2 separate regions of the Homo sapiens genome follow, and region 1 is linked to region 2. The links are chromatin contacts, found by Hi-C or POLR2A ChIA-PET in ENCODE. All regions are on one chromosome and are shown on one strand. Each heading gives the region's core, a stretch centred on a gene start or an enhancer-like site at or near the end of the contact. The rest is flanking DNA. Distances are from core to core; before and after follow the strand shown.

What was found. Hi-C counts contacts between places; a loop is a spot of excess contacts on that map. ChIA-PET counts read pairs that join two places held with the same protein, here RNA polymerase II (POLR2A).
Region 1: a map of CD8-positive, alpha-beta T cell shows a loop between it and region 2 (12-fold over the local background). The contact joins the promoter of DSTYK here to the promoter of C1orf74 in region 2. A Hi-C loop is called at or near these places in 1 of 168 maps with a recorded cell type or tissue (CD8-positive, alpha-beta T cell). POLR2A ChIA-PET finds 5 or more read pairs at or near these places in 1 of 52 experiments (CD8-positive, alpha-beta memory T cell).

The regions. Positions count from the first base shown.
Region 1 is chr1:205,210,171-205,216,634 of GRCh38, forward strand. It overlaps DSTYK (dual serine/threonine and tyrosine protein kinase), which reads right to left and starts at 1,532. Exons shown (of 13, transcript NM_015375.3): 1 at 1,101-1,532. The coding sequence starts at 1,365. RefSeq lists silencers at 862-911, 1,332-1,461, an enhancer at 3,918-4,062 and a cis regulatory region at 3,990.
Region 2 is chr1:209,782,638-209,789,015 of GRCh38, forward strand. It overlaps C1orf74 (chromosome 1 open reading frame 74), which reads right to left and starts at 1,922. Exons shown (of 2, transcript NM_152485.4): 1 at 1,741-1,922; 2 at 1-1,072. The coding sequence starts at 997. The coding sequence ends at 188. It overlaps IRF6 (interferon regulatory factor 6), which reads right to left. Exons shown (of 9, transcript NM_006147.4): 9 at 2,980-6,007. The coding sequence ends at 5,783. RefSeq lists enhancers at 1,627-2,244, 1,801-2,060, 2,245-2,860.

The DNA of each region.
Region 1 (6,464 bases), core at 282-2,781, 4.6 Mb before region 2:
GGGATTACAGACGTGAGCCACCGCGCCCGGCCTCTTCAGGGTCTTTTCATGTTAAATTAGATTCTTAGGACCCACTTCACACACCTATTCAATAGGAATTTATGAGCTAGAGCACGAGACATGGCATTTTTAATACGCCCCTGGGGTGAGTTTAATACACACTTTAGTTTGAGAATCACTAAATTAAACCCACAGACTTCTTTGCTGTTTTGTCCCCAAGATATCTATCTACGTGGAATGTCAGTCCCTTCTCCCTTCCAATCTAAAGTTATTTCCTAATTAGACGCAGTAGTTAACAAATCCTCCAGTTCCCCACCAACAGCAGTTTAAAAGGAAGCAAGACGTTAGGAAAGATTAAAGACTGCACGATTTTAAGTGTTTGGGGGCCTCTGGCACATCCTAGAAAGAATCATGCAAGAAAGAACAAGAGTAGCTAGTTCTCCATTGGCTCAGGACCAAAATGATCCCTTCCCTCTCTTCTTCACCTTAAGCATGAGCAACATCTCTGGCAATTCCGTGGCACCCATCAGATATGATTTCCTCTGGCGACCCCCAACCCTATTTAGAGAATGTCCCCTCTTCACAGAGCTGCCTCATGATTGGTGTGAACACATTTCACATACATCATCAAACCCACACACCCGACTACAGTCCCATGGCCTCCTCGGACTCCCGGGACTCGCTGCCGCCTCTGCTCCATCTCTAAACTGGGGCTCTGACCCACAACGGCGCACGCGCCCGCCCCCAACTCAGAGCAACTTTCCCCACTCCTCGGATTAACTGCTACCCTCTCCGAACGCCGGCCCGCCCCAGGTCCGTCAGCGCACACCCCGGTCCCCGGGGTCCCGCTCCGGGAACTCCGGCCCTCGGTTGCCCCTGGCTCCCGGTCCCCCAGCGGGCCCCTTCCTCCCCTCCTCAGAAGGATGCCCTCCCAAGGTATCCCAGATCCGGCCGGCCCATGCCCGGGGACCCGGCCACACGACACGACTGCCCCTTTCCGCCTGCCCGAGAAGACTCGGGCTTGTTTTGCAGGGCAGGGGTGCGGTCCGTCCTCCGATTTGCCTCTCCTGCCCTCTCTCCCTCCGGGCTGCCCTCCTTACCCGCCTGCAGCCCGGTTTCGGCGACATCGCCTGCAGGGCCGCGCTCGGCCCCGCCGCCGCCCGTGAGGGAGGAGAGACAAGTGTGGTTGTGGGAGCACTTGATGTCGCGGAAGAACTTCTGGGTCTCGCGCAGGTTCTGTCGCAGCCGTCCCAGGTAGCGGCGGTAGCGGCCGAAGCCCCGGCACAGCTCGCGGATCATTCCGCCGCCGCCGGGGCCGGGACCCGAGACGGGCTCGCTGCCCCATGGCACCCCGTCGCCCTCCATCGCCTCTGCCCGCTCTGTCTTTGCGGCTCGGTCCCCGGCCGCAGGCCCGGCCTCCCTCCTCCCCGCCCCCCAGTGCCGAAGGGAGGAGGAATCCGCCTCCTGACGCCCCCGCCTGCAGTCAGCCTGGCTCCCAACCTCCGTCACTGCCGTTGCAAACAAACCAAACCGCAGTGCGCCGCTATCGGAACCTTTCTCTCCACTATCCAGAAGCGTGAGGGAAGGATCGCTGGAGGACACCCTCGCCGCGGGGTCTCCTGGGACTTGCAGTCCGGGCTGGGACCAAACGCCAAAACCTCAAGGCTGGAGAAGGGGAGGCTGTGGATGGGACTGATCCCTTTTGGAGAAAACCCTCACTCGTTCTTGTGTTTTCGCGCTCTCTTCATTTTAAAAAGTGTTCCTAATCCCTCTATGAGCGTCCCTGAGGAGAGGGAGGAGCTGCAGGACCTGAGTGCCAGCAGAAGTGGGGGGGCCTTACCGAAATCGTAGCGAAAGATGTTAATAGTAGAGAAAAGGAAGGAAACAAGACTGAAGACAGTCATCTCCATGGCTACCCTAAGTGGCTCTCTAGTGTTTCGGATACAGTAGATACTGGGGAATCGGCTAAAAGTACCCTGGAAATCGGCTGAAAGTACCCTGGAAATAGGGAAATCTCTTATATTTGCATTGCGTTCCCCTTTTCCAACTTTCCTTCTCCAGACTTGGAAAGGAAGGGTGTGAAAGGATCAACAAGAGCTGTAAGCTGAACTTCAGTGGGTTCCTGAAGTAGGGAGACCGGACTGGGTAAGGGGAAGTTGAGGTTTGTAGCCTTCCAAACTATTTCTGATTATCTTAACTTGGTTTCTGCTAATATGGAGGACTTTCATTGACACACACAGTCACAGACTCCTGGACACAATTACAAAGGGGGCAAAACTTGACGTCACCTCTTTTGTGCTTCCTGAATTATCTCTCCCCTCTTCACCAGGCACAGAGCCCATCTGTATCTTTCTTGCTATAGAAAGACACCGTCTTTTACCTAGGCCAGACTTCTTCTCTGATAGGCTACATGATGTAGTTCCTTGACTGAAATTAAGAGGAGATTTGAGTTTGGATCTGGACTCTTCCTATACCTTGCATTGTGATCTCGGGCAAGACCCCGTTTCATCTTCTATAAAGTAAGGGTTTAGAATGGCAGATCTTTAAGCCCTTTTGGTTTTAAATTTTTGTGAGTCCTGCTTCAGAAATTTTACTTCTCCTGACCTCTCATCGCAGAACACCCAGGTGTTCTTAGCCAAATGATGTCGTGATATTTGGATTAATTGTTGTAAGATGTGAAGGCCTTACCTTTCCAGGGGCATTAGCATTTTATAAAAAGGGGTCACTAATTCAAATGAATCTGTATTTGATAAATGTCTGTGAGGGCTGACTGCAAGGAGGGAGCCTCATGCTCCTTCCCATTTACCCACTCCCCCTTCTGCCTTTTACTTGGTCACGTATTTTCCATCAGCCATTCTTCTTTTGCAAGATTATATTCCCCATGCAATCCCCAAAGGTTCAGTAAAATAGAAATGAAAATTAAAAATGGGAATTTTAATACAAAGTAGATACTATTTTTAAAATAGAAGAGCTGTAAGAAAGCAATGTGTAATGATTTGCCACACACACGAATTTCTAGCACAGGAGATCAGATAAGAGCACTCAAGCTGGAGTTATCCAGAAAAGGAATCTATCTTGAAGAAGGGGCAAAATTTAGATAGGTGGAAGTAATCAGAGAGGGCATTATTTCAGGTAAATATCACAAAGCCCACCCTTTTAAAAACTATTCCTTAGTACTTTGCATTTATTTTCAAAATAAGTAATACACGAATGTGGTATAAAATTCAAATGGTGCAAAGGATATATAAGGAAAAACTAAGTCTTTCTTAGTTTTTCTGTTCACCTCCCAGTCACCTAGTTCCCCTCCCAGGAGGCAACCACTGTTGTAGATATAAATCATGTATAAATAGATCCTATATATGTATTTATATATGTGTATGCATGTATTTTAAATACAAATGATAGCATACGTAATACATATTTGATTATGGCCTTGCAGACTTCTGTACCAAAACATAAAGGTCTGTTTCATTCTTTTTAACTGTGTAACATACTACCACATGGATTGGCATGTTTTATTTAACAAGTCTTCTATTGGCGGACCTTTAGGTTTTTTGCAGTCTTTTGATATTAAAAACAATACTGCAAGAACTAATCTATGTACATCATTTTGAATATGTGTAAGTATATCTCATACCTATTTTTGATCTGTTGAGAAAGGCAATAATTTTTTGCTATTTAAAATCTTAAAAAATGCAAGTGACAATGAGCCCTTTGTAAATCATAATAACTTACCAATTAAAATACATATTTTCTTCAAATATCTAATTCAAAGGACAAATGGAGAAAATAAAGTTTTGAACGGTAAGAAGAGAGGGTTTAAGTTGGTATAGAAAAGTATTTCCTGGCTGGGCACAGTGGCTCACACCTGTAAACCCAGCACTTTGGGAGGCCAAGGTGGGTGGATCATGAGGTCAAGAGTTCGAGACCATCCTGGCCAACATAATGAAATCCCGTCTCTACTAAAAATACAAAAATTAGCTGGACGTAGTGACGCATGCCTGTTGTCCCAGCTACTCAGGAGGCTGAGGCAGGAGAATCGCTCAGGCTTGGGAGGCGGAGGTTGCAGTGAGCTGAGATTGCACCACTCTACTCCAGCCTGGCGACAGAGTGAGACTCTGTCTCAAAAAAACAAAAACCAAACAAAAGAAAAGTATTTCCTGGCCACGTGCAGTGGCTCATGCCTGTAATCCCAGCACTTTGGGAGGCTGAGGCGGGTGGATCATCTGAGGTCAGGAGTCTGAGACGAGCCTGGCCAACAGGGCAAAACCCTGTCTCTACTAAAAATACAAAAATTAGCTGGATGTGGTGGCATGCACCCGTAGTCCTAGCTACTAGGGAGGCTGAGGCAGCAGAATTGCTTGAACCCAGGAGGTGGAGGTTGCAGTGAGCCGAGATCATGACACTGCACTCCAACCTGGGCAACAGAGTCAGACTCTGTCTCAAAAAGAAAGAAAAGTATTTCCTGAAAGTGTCGAGAGTTAAACAATTAATGAAGATGAACACACAGATCTACTTTTGTTCCCTCCTAGAACACCATTAAAATGACAGTAATGGGATTTTTTAAAGCACAAAGCCAGGATAATGAGAGGAGTTGGTAGCAAAAAAGAAAGTGGAAGATGAAAAGCAAATGGGCAAGTTTTAACTAAGAAACCTGAATCCTAAACCCAAAGTAATAAAGTTGAGATCCAACCTTATATTGAAGAATCCCCTAAGTCTTAGAAACTGGTGACAGTAGGTCCCCCCACTGCCTATTGTGGAAGTATAGTTGCTTAAGAGCAGTTAAATCCTGAGGTCACTTCCTCATCTTCAACTTCCACCCCACCCTCCGAAAAACAAGACTGAAGTATTTATTCTCCAGAGAGGGTTAAATAGCTCTCTGCATAAACAGGGAGATAAGTGAATGTATGGATATTGGATACCCTCTTCATTCAATTCCTAGATCTTTGGCTACCAGCTGTTTACCCTCCAAAGATAAAACTTAAAGTGTCATCATGAAGGAATATGAGCAGCCCAAGAAGAAAGACCCAAGTTACTGACATCAGAACTGAGATTTTTGTCTGGCTGTTTGTTTCACTGCTGTATCTCCAGCACCTAGAATAGTGCCTGTCACTTAGTAGGTACTCGTTAGATATTTGTTGAGTGACTGAGTGTTCACTGTAGATTGATTGATTGATTAAGTAGAGGCAGGGTTTTGGGGTTTGCCATGTTGTCCAGACTGATCTCGAACTCCTGGACTCAAGTGATACACACCTGCCTTGGCTTCCCAAAATACTGGGATTACAGGCGTGAGCTATCATGCCCAGCCAACATTTTTTAACATTCAGGAAATCACAAAAGAGAAAGTAAAAACCACTCATACTTTTACTACCCAGAAAAAAACAGTAGGTTATATTGGTATCCATTAATGTTGTCATTGGAGGAAACGAGATAGGTGAGAAATATTCTTTCTAACTTTACTTTTCTATACAAGTTCCTCTTGGTTTGATGATTTCTGGAGAGATTCTGAAGCCTTGATCTTCCTGTTCATGTAGGTGGAAATCATTTTTTTAGAACACCATAAAACATTAACACTTAATTCTTCCATATGAATTAAGAACAGTTTACTAAGAGAAAGTATGACTATTTTCTGTTATGCAACATAAAATCAGAATCACAAATCCAAGAATTTTAAAAATCTACAAATTGAAGGAAAAATAAAGAATTACATATTATTGAGTTTTATTATATTATATTGAAAAATTATATTGATAAATATAAGTATTTCTTTACTACTTGTTTGCTCATTATCATCTTCTAAAGTTACCAGCAGGTAGGTAATATTTAGCTCCAAAAGAGAGGACAAATTATGGAAGAAAAGATGAAAAATACAACCCATTAACCCAATTTTTTTCTATGAATTGGGAAAAGTCACCATTATCGAATTTAACAACCAAACATACTTTCTTGAATCTCAATACTGATTCCCAAGGGAACATGTTTGAGAATCCCTGGTTCTAGACAATCTTGCCCTCTTCCCTGCCTATAGTGTATAATGCTGGCAGTGTTGCAGAACAGTGCTTCTGAAACTTCAGTGTGCTCATGAATCATGTGGAGATCTTGTTAAAATGCACTTCTGATTTAGTAAATCTAGGGTGGTGCTTGGGATTCTGCATTTATTTTATTATTATTATTAATTTTTTTTTTTGAGACGGAGTTTTGCTCTTGTTGCCCAGGCTGGAGTGCAGTGGCATGATCTCAGCTCACTGCAACCTCCGCCTCCTGGGTTCAAGCAATTCTCCTGCCTCAGCCTCCTGAGTAGCTGGGATTACAGACACACGCCACCAAGCCCAGCTAATTTTTTGTATTTTTACTAGAGATGGGGTTTCATCATGTTGGCCAGGCTGGTCTCAAACTCCTGACCTCAGGTGATCCACCCACCTCGGCCTCCCAAAGTGCAGGGATTACAAGCATGAGCCACTGCG
Region 2 (6,378 bases), core at 672-3,171:
ACCAATTTGCTACTAGCACCACCATTACCTATTTACATGCCCTTTGCATTTGTGGCCAACTGATCTACAGCATTGTGCCTTAGTGTATTCAAGACACTTGGAATTGGCAGTTGAGATGATTATTTGCCATCCCCAACCTAGAGATGATCATTTACTGAGTACCTTCTATATGGGAGGAGAGTTAAAGTCAGAGGGCCACAGCCGGCAGTGTGACTATCTCAGAGGAGATGCTGAGATCAGCAAAGTCATTCTGAGTCCTAAATCGGGTTCTGAGGTCCTTCTCCCAGGTGTTTAGAATGTCCCTCAGGCCTGGGAACAAACTCTCTGGGACACTAAAAGAATAGAGCAGGATTGGGGGTTGACCTAGCAACCATGAGATCCGGGCAGTGAATACTCGTAGTGGAGTCAGAGCTAAGCAGTTGTCATCTCCCTGGTTCAGGTGAAAGGTATAGGGAACAGGATAGCCCAGGAGGATCCCAAATACAGTACACAGATTCCAGTCTGAGGAATGGAGCCTGCTGTAGGAGACTGCTAGAGATAAGTCCCTCTGCAGCCCCTGCAAATGTGTGATGATCTCAGCCACGAGGGCCTTCAAGTCCTGAAGCTGGTCCAGGGAGCAGACAGAAGGGTGACGCTGGCAGCTGGAAACATCCACAAAGGCTATGGTACCAAGCAGCACCTGCTCCAAGTGCTGACATACATGCTCAGGACTGACAATCAGGCTGTTTTCTCCAATCTCAAGGATGTGAAGTCCAAAAGTCAGGAAGCCAAGCCCCTTCAGCTCCTCCAGATAGCTCTGGAGCTCTGATGCCCCTGCACAGTTGCAATCATAGAGCACAGCTGGCTTCAGTCCCCGGGCCACAGCCAGCACCTCTCCAGCTAAGTGAAGGCAGATGGCTTGGGGTGGACTCCGTCTCTTTCCCATGCCAAGGGTCTGCTGAGCAGCTGCCACCAGCAGCTGAGGGCTCGGTGATGACATGAGATCTAGAAGCAACATCAAGAATGGCCTCCTTAGCTAGCCCGAGTTCCCTTCCCTGGGTGGCATCTTTCAGCCAGACACTTGAGGAGGGGCCTAGAAACAAAGCAGGAGCAGGGAATTATTAACAGCCTTCCTGTTAAATCGCGGTATCTTCCAAAGGTTATTCTGTCCCTCCCTGCTTTGAAATGGCGACCCAGCCCAGACAAGATAGTTTCACCGATGCTGCTTGATTTTTCTGGTTGACTTGGTCTCCCTCAATCATAAATTCGTGTGTTTTTCTAGCCTTATAGCTAGATTTATATTCCCTCTGGCTTTTATTCTAAATTTCACCTGTTGCAAATTACGTTCTCTGGTTCAAACCGTAGGGAATTTGGGGCAGAGGCGGAGGCGGGGCAGTGTTTGGCAAAATTCACAGCATTTCGCCCAAAAGCCCTTCTGGGACAGAGCTCCAAGTTCCAAATGTATCCTTTCCACTGACAACTCCCCTACTCTTCCCGCCAGAGAATAGTTATAAGAATAGTAATTTGATTAATATACACCAGAATGTGGACTAACAACCATCTCACCCTGACACATAAAAATGAATGAATGAAATCCACTAGAACTGCAGAAGGGTAGTATTTTAACTTCTGCTGGCCCCGCCTTCCCTTTCTGTCCGACATCAAGGACCCTCGGAAGATGAGATTTCTCCGATCCACACACCCCACACCAGAGCATGTTATAGTGATTTGCTAAATGAGGCATAAGTCTGTCTCACATACGTTCTTTTTCCACGTCCGCTACAGGTTCGGGGGCTCAGAAACTTTTTGCGGCTTCCTGCCTGCTGCCAGAAAGGCAGCTAGTCCCCCACGCCCAGCCGCAAGTAACACTGGAAAACCCGCCTGCGCTGGGAAGACCCTCGCAGCCCGCTCTGCTCCAGTCCCGCAGGCACCTTCTTGCGCATGCGCACCCACTCGAGTGCCGCCCTCTTTCCCCCCATTCCGTGACGTCATCCAGCCGCTCGCGCGCCTCGCGTTAGAATCACTAGCTAGGCAGCCTTACTGCGCGCCGGAAGTTTGGGCCACCGTGCGGCCCGCCCTTTCCGGCCAGACTGAACGCGGCCCCATCTGTCGGCTTAGGAACTGGGAAGGGCGGAAGTAAACGAGAAAAGGCGGAACCTGGTGAAACTGGTTTCCCGCTGCTGCCCTCATTTTGCTTCGCCGAACGTCCTCCCTGTGTTATGACGTCTGGTGTCCCACTTGACTGGGAATCCAGAAACAGGGCACACAGCAGTTAATAAACACCTTTGATTTGTGTCTGTGGAAATACGTTTTGTCCAGACGAAACATACCTCAAGACAACATATTTTGCAGAATAGCCTCACCTGTGGGTGGTGCTGAAACGTTTTAATTTTTTTTAACTTGACTTCCCTAAATCCTACATTTGAGAGGCCTACAACAGCTCTCTAGGGAGGGTGTGAAGGTGTGAGTATTCACTTTGAACAAATATGTGCCAGTCATGCTGCTAGGCCCTGGAGGTACTGCAGTGAGCAAAACAGACAAAACCCCCACTTTCATGGGGCTTAAGTTCATGTCTACTGAATCCAGTTTGCTGATTTCAAATAAGAAATGAGAAGTGATGACACAGAGGCTTTCCAGTCAGGTCATTACAAAGAAAAAGTGTTATTTCACGTAAGAGTTAACACCTTTTTAACTACCAGCGATTTGACCCATGCCACGAAGGGAAAGGATTTCTTGAGAAAACCCCAATATCTAAGGAAATGGCCCCAATTTATTTATACTTGGAGCAGGACAGAGATTAAGGGAACAGTGGACACCTACACTGGAGTTGTCACTCCTGGATCTATCTTGGTGGTGCCTTCAGTCCATGAAAAGTGAATTGTACAGTAAAGATGGGGTCAGCATGGGAGGAGGACCAGCTTATAGGAGTTACCAGCCTAAGGCTGTCTGGTTCTTAGCTCAGAGGGAATCAGAAGCTGAGAGTAGAAAGTAGTCTTCTAATTTTAGAACGTTTTCCTTCCCCGCATTTATTTAATTTTCCCATGGTGGTTAACAGTAAATCCCTAAAAGACTGATTTAGTTCATTCATTTATTCCAGCAACAAATATTTGAGAACACACTGTGTCCCAGACACTGTTCTAAGGACTGGCAGCGAAGTCCAAGACAAACAGTCCCTACCTTCAGCAAGTTTGCAGTCAAGCAGGATGCGGATGCTGAGCATTACAAGGGAAATGATTATTCTGAGAGAGGAAGTATGGGGTGCTATGGGAACATACAACCAGGGACCTAATTTTATGGGAAAGGGACCAGCCCAGATCCAACACTTGCTCTCCCAGTTTACCTCCAGTAGGTTCTTTTTAACTTGAACTAATCTTGTTTGGTGGGGTACACAGTGAGGAAAAAGAAGAGCTAGTGACAAAATCTAACTCCCTTCTCAGTCTTAAGCAAGGTGAAGGCAAGGGAGTAGAAGATATCAAGGGAGTGAGTGGTGGTAGCCACCAAAGGAGATAGCAGACTGAGGCCCTAAAAAAAGAAAGGAAATCTAAATCTATCCAGCAGGACCAGAGAAAGAGTGCTGAGGGTGATTAGATGGAATCCCTGCATGTACTCTCCCGGCATTCTGAAAAGAAGCCAAAACAAGGAAGAAACCGGGGTATCTAGTTAAGACCTCACAAATCACTCATCCATTCCTCTGACATGTTCATAAACTTTTTATAGTGGTTACGAACCAAAAGCTTGGCATTTCTTGGCACTTTTCCAATACCCTTTACCAGCTCACATTATCTGGGCTCCCACCCAGGCTACAGATAGCCTGGCTGTTAGCACTTCACAGAAGGGATATAGACTGGCCCAGATTCAAGAGCTGCCCTTCTAATTTACCTACAGTGGGTTTTTAACTTTGAGTTCCCACGTAGAGATGGGGCAGCCAAATATCAAGCCCAAATCCCTCACTTCACCTACTCAACAAAATGACCCCCAAAATGTAAAGTTTCTGTGCCTTTAATGCTTCCCGGTCCCTAAAAGCCCAACTTTTCCTCGAAGCTGGGCACCTGACCTTTAGCCAGGTTTCTTAATCTTTTCATGCTTTTCATAATAGCAAATTCCACTAGGTCTCTTAGAAACTCTAAAACCAAGGCTTAAGCACTTTAAATAAATAAGTCCTCATGTCACCACTGATTTTGAACTTTTAGTTTTTAAAATAAGGCTAGCTCAACTTTTGAGTCATTTTGAAAAGTTGGAGATGGCCTGGTTTAAAGGTACCAGACTAGACATGGGCTTCCTTACTATGTCCCGACACAGACAGATAGGCATCACTATTCAAGAGGACTGGGGCTTGCAACCACAGATTAGCATCTTATTTGCCATTTAGGTCCCAGATTGCTTGAGCCCAGGAGTTCAAGACCAGCCTGGGCAACATAGCAAGACCTCATCTCTACAAAAATAAAAAAAAAATTAGCCAAGCATCATAGTGCACGACTGTTGTCCCAACTACTCAGGAGGCTGGGGCAGGACGATTGCTTGAGCCCAGGAGCTTAAAGCTGCAGTAAGTGGTGACTTGCCACTGCACTCCAGCCTGGGCAACAAAGCAAGACTCTGTCTCAAAAAAGAAGAGAAAGCTGAAAGGGTTAGAGACTCAGCAGATGTTTCTAGATAAGACCAGTTTGTGACAGATACAGCTGCATTGTTCTATACCACTCTTTACCTTCACTGTTCACACTCAGATACCTCCACTAGTAAGGGAGACAAGCAGGTTCGTGCTAGGTGAGCCTTTCCAGAAGAGTACTGCCCAGCCCTTCTTCATCCCAGCCTTAACACACTCAACAACCCATTTCTTCCAACTGCAAAAAATCTAAATGATACTGTCCCTTTTGTAGTCAGAGAAGTACATCTTAGATCCCCAGCTCAGTCTAGCTCAGAGAAGAAAACAAGAAAAATAGAGCTCTTTCCTCTTAAAGCTAACACCTGAGTCACATACTGTCACCTACCCCCTCTCCCTGCCGCCCCCCCAACACACACACACTGGTATTTGAGTGGTAATAAGGTAAATGCCTGACAACCTATTCTTCCACAGAATCCCTAGGCTTTCTGTGTCAACAGCTTCCCTTTAGAAGCCAAATTTGTGAGCTTTCACTCCACAGGCTGGGTGACTTTCAGACTTTGGCACCCATTTCTATTTAGATATCAAGCATAGTTTCTAAGCAACCAGCCAGCCAGCTCCTCTCCCTCTCACTTCCCCCATCAGGGAGCCAGCTTACTATACTAGCAGAACAGGTCAAACAGAGCTCGATCCTGGACAAATCAGTGCTTGAGGAAACTTTAACAAAACCAAGGAAAAATGTGGTACAAGAACAATGCAGAAGGATTCTGTTCCAGGCAGTTTAGCCTTGTACAAGTAGAAGAAGGTCATTGAGTCCGTTCTAAAGCTGGATGCAATTTCAGGCACTACTCCAATCTCTTCACTTTATAAGCAATAAATCTGAAGCCCAGAGGTTAAAGGACTTGTTCAAGGTCACATTGGAAGCAAAGCTGCAGCTAGAACTTTGGTGTCCAAACTCCCAGGCCAAATCTCCTTCTACTATGCTATATCATACTACCATTAGGAGATTTGAAAAAGAAAAGCAAAGTCTGAAGGGTGATTTTTCCATAAATTAAATCAGCTTTAAATCTAGGCATATTTGGAGAATCACAAACTTCTAACACTGTTAGAGAAAAGAGAGATTTAAAAGCTGGTTAAATCTAAACAATAAAAAAATCCATATGTACAATATTATAAAAAAGAGAAGGAAGAAGATGGCATTCACAATTACTGGGGAGGCAGGGCAGGGGGCAGTTGCATGCTGGGGGTGGGCTGCATGGGCTGCCAGCTCTCCTGGGTTTGAAGGATGCGGTACAGCTGCTTCAGCTGAGCAACGATGTTATCCTTGATGTCTGGGGTTGAGATCTGCAGGCGGACACTGCCACTATCAAAGGATCGTGTGAAATCACCAGAAAACATCTCGTAGATCATCCGAGCCACTACTGGAATGACCTGTTCAGGACACAGAACACAGGTGTATCCTCTGAGGAAAAGGTATTTTTAAATAGCACAATGGACCCAAGATTGAAGGACAGACCAAAGAGGCCCTGAGGAAGACCCCATTCTGATGTCTAAATATAGGATATGCCTTCATCTCTCTGGACCATCCTTCTGCCAAGGCTCACTGTGGAAGTTGGTTCAAATGAAGGTAAAGAACCTAGATGTAACATTACATCACAGGCCTAAATAAATGACTGCTTACTTTGCAAGACTTTTTACAAAATATCATCTATTGCTTGCCTTGCTACACAACTCCAGGGGCAAAGCCCAAGTGGCCTTGCTGCCACTTCCTAGAATAAATTTATATTCCTAAAAGTAACTCA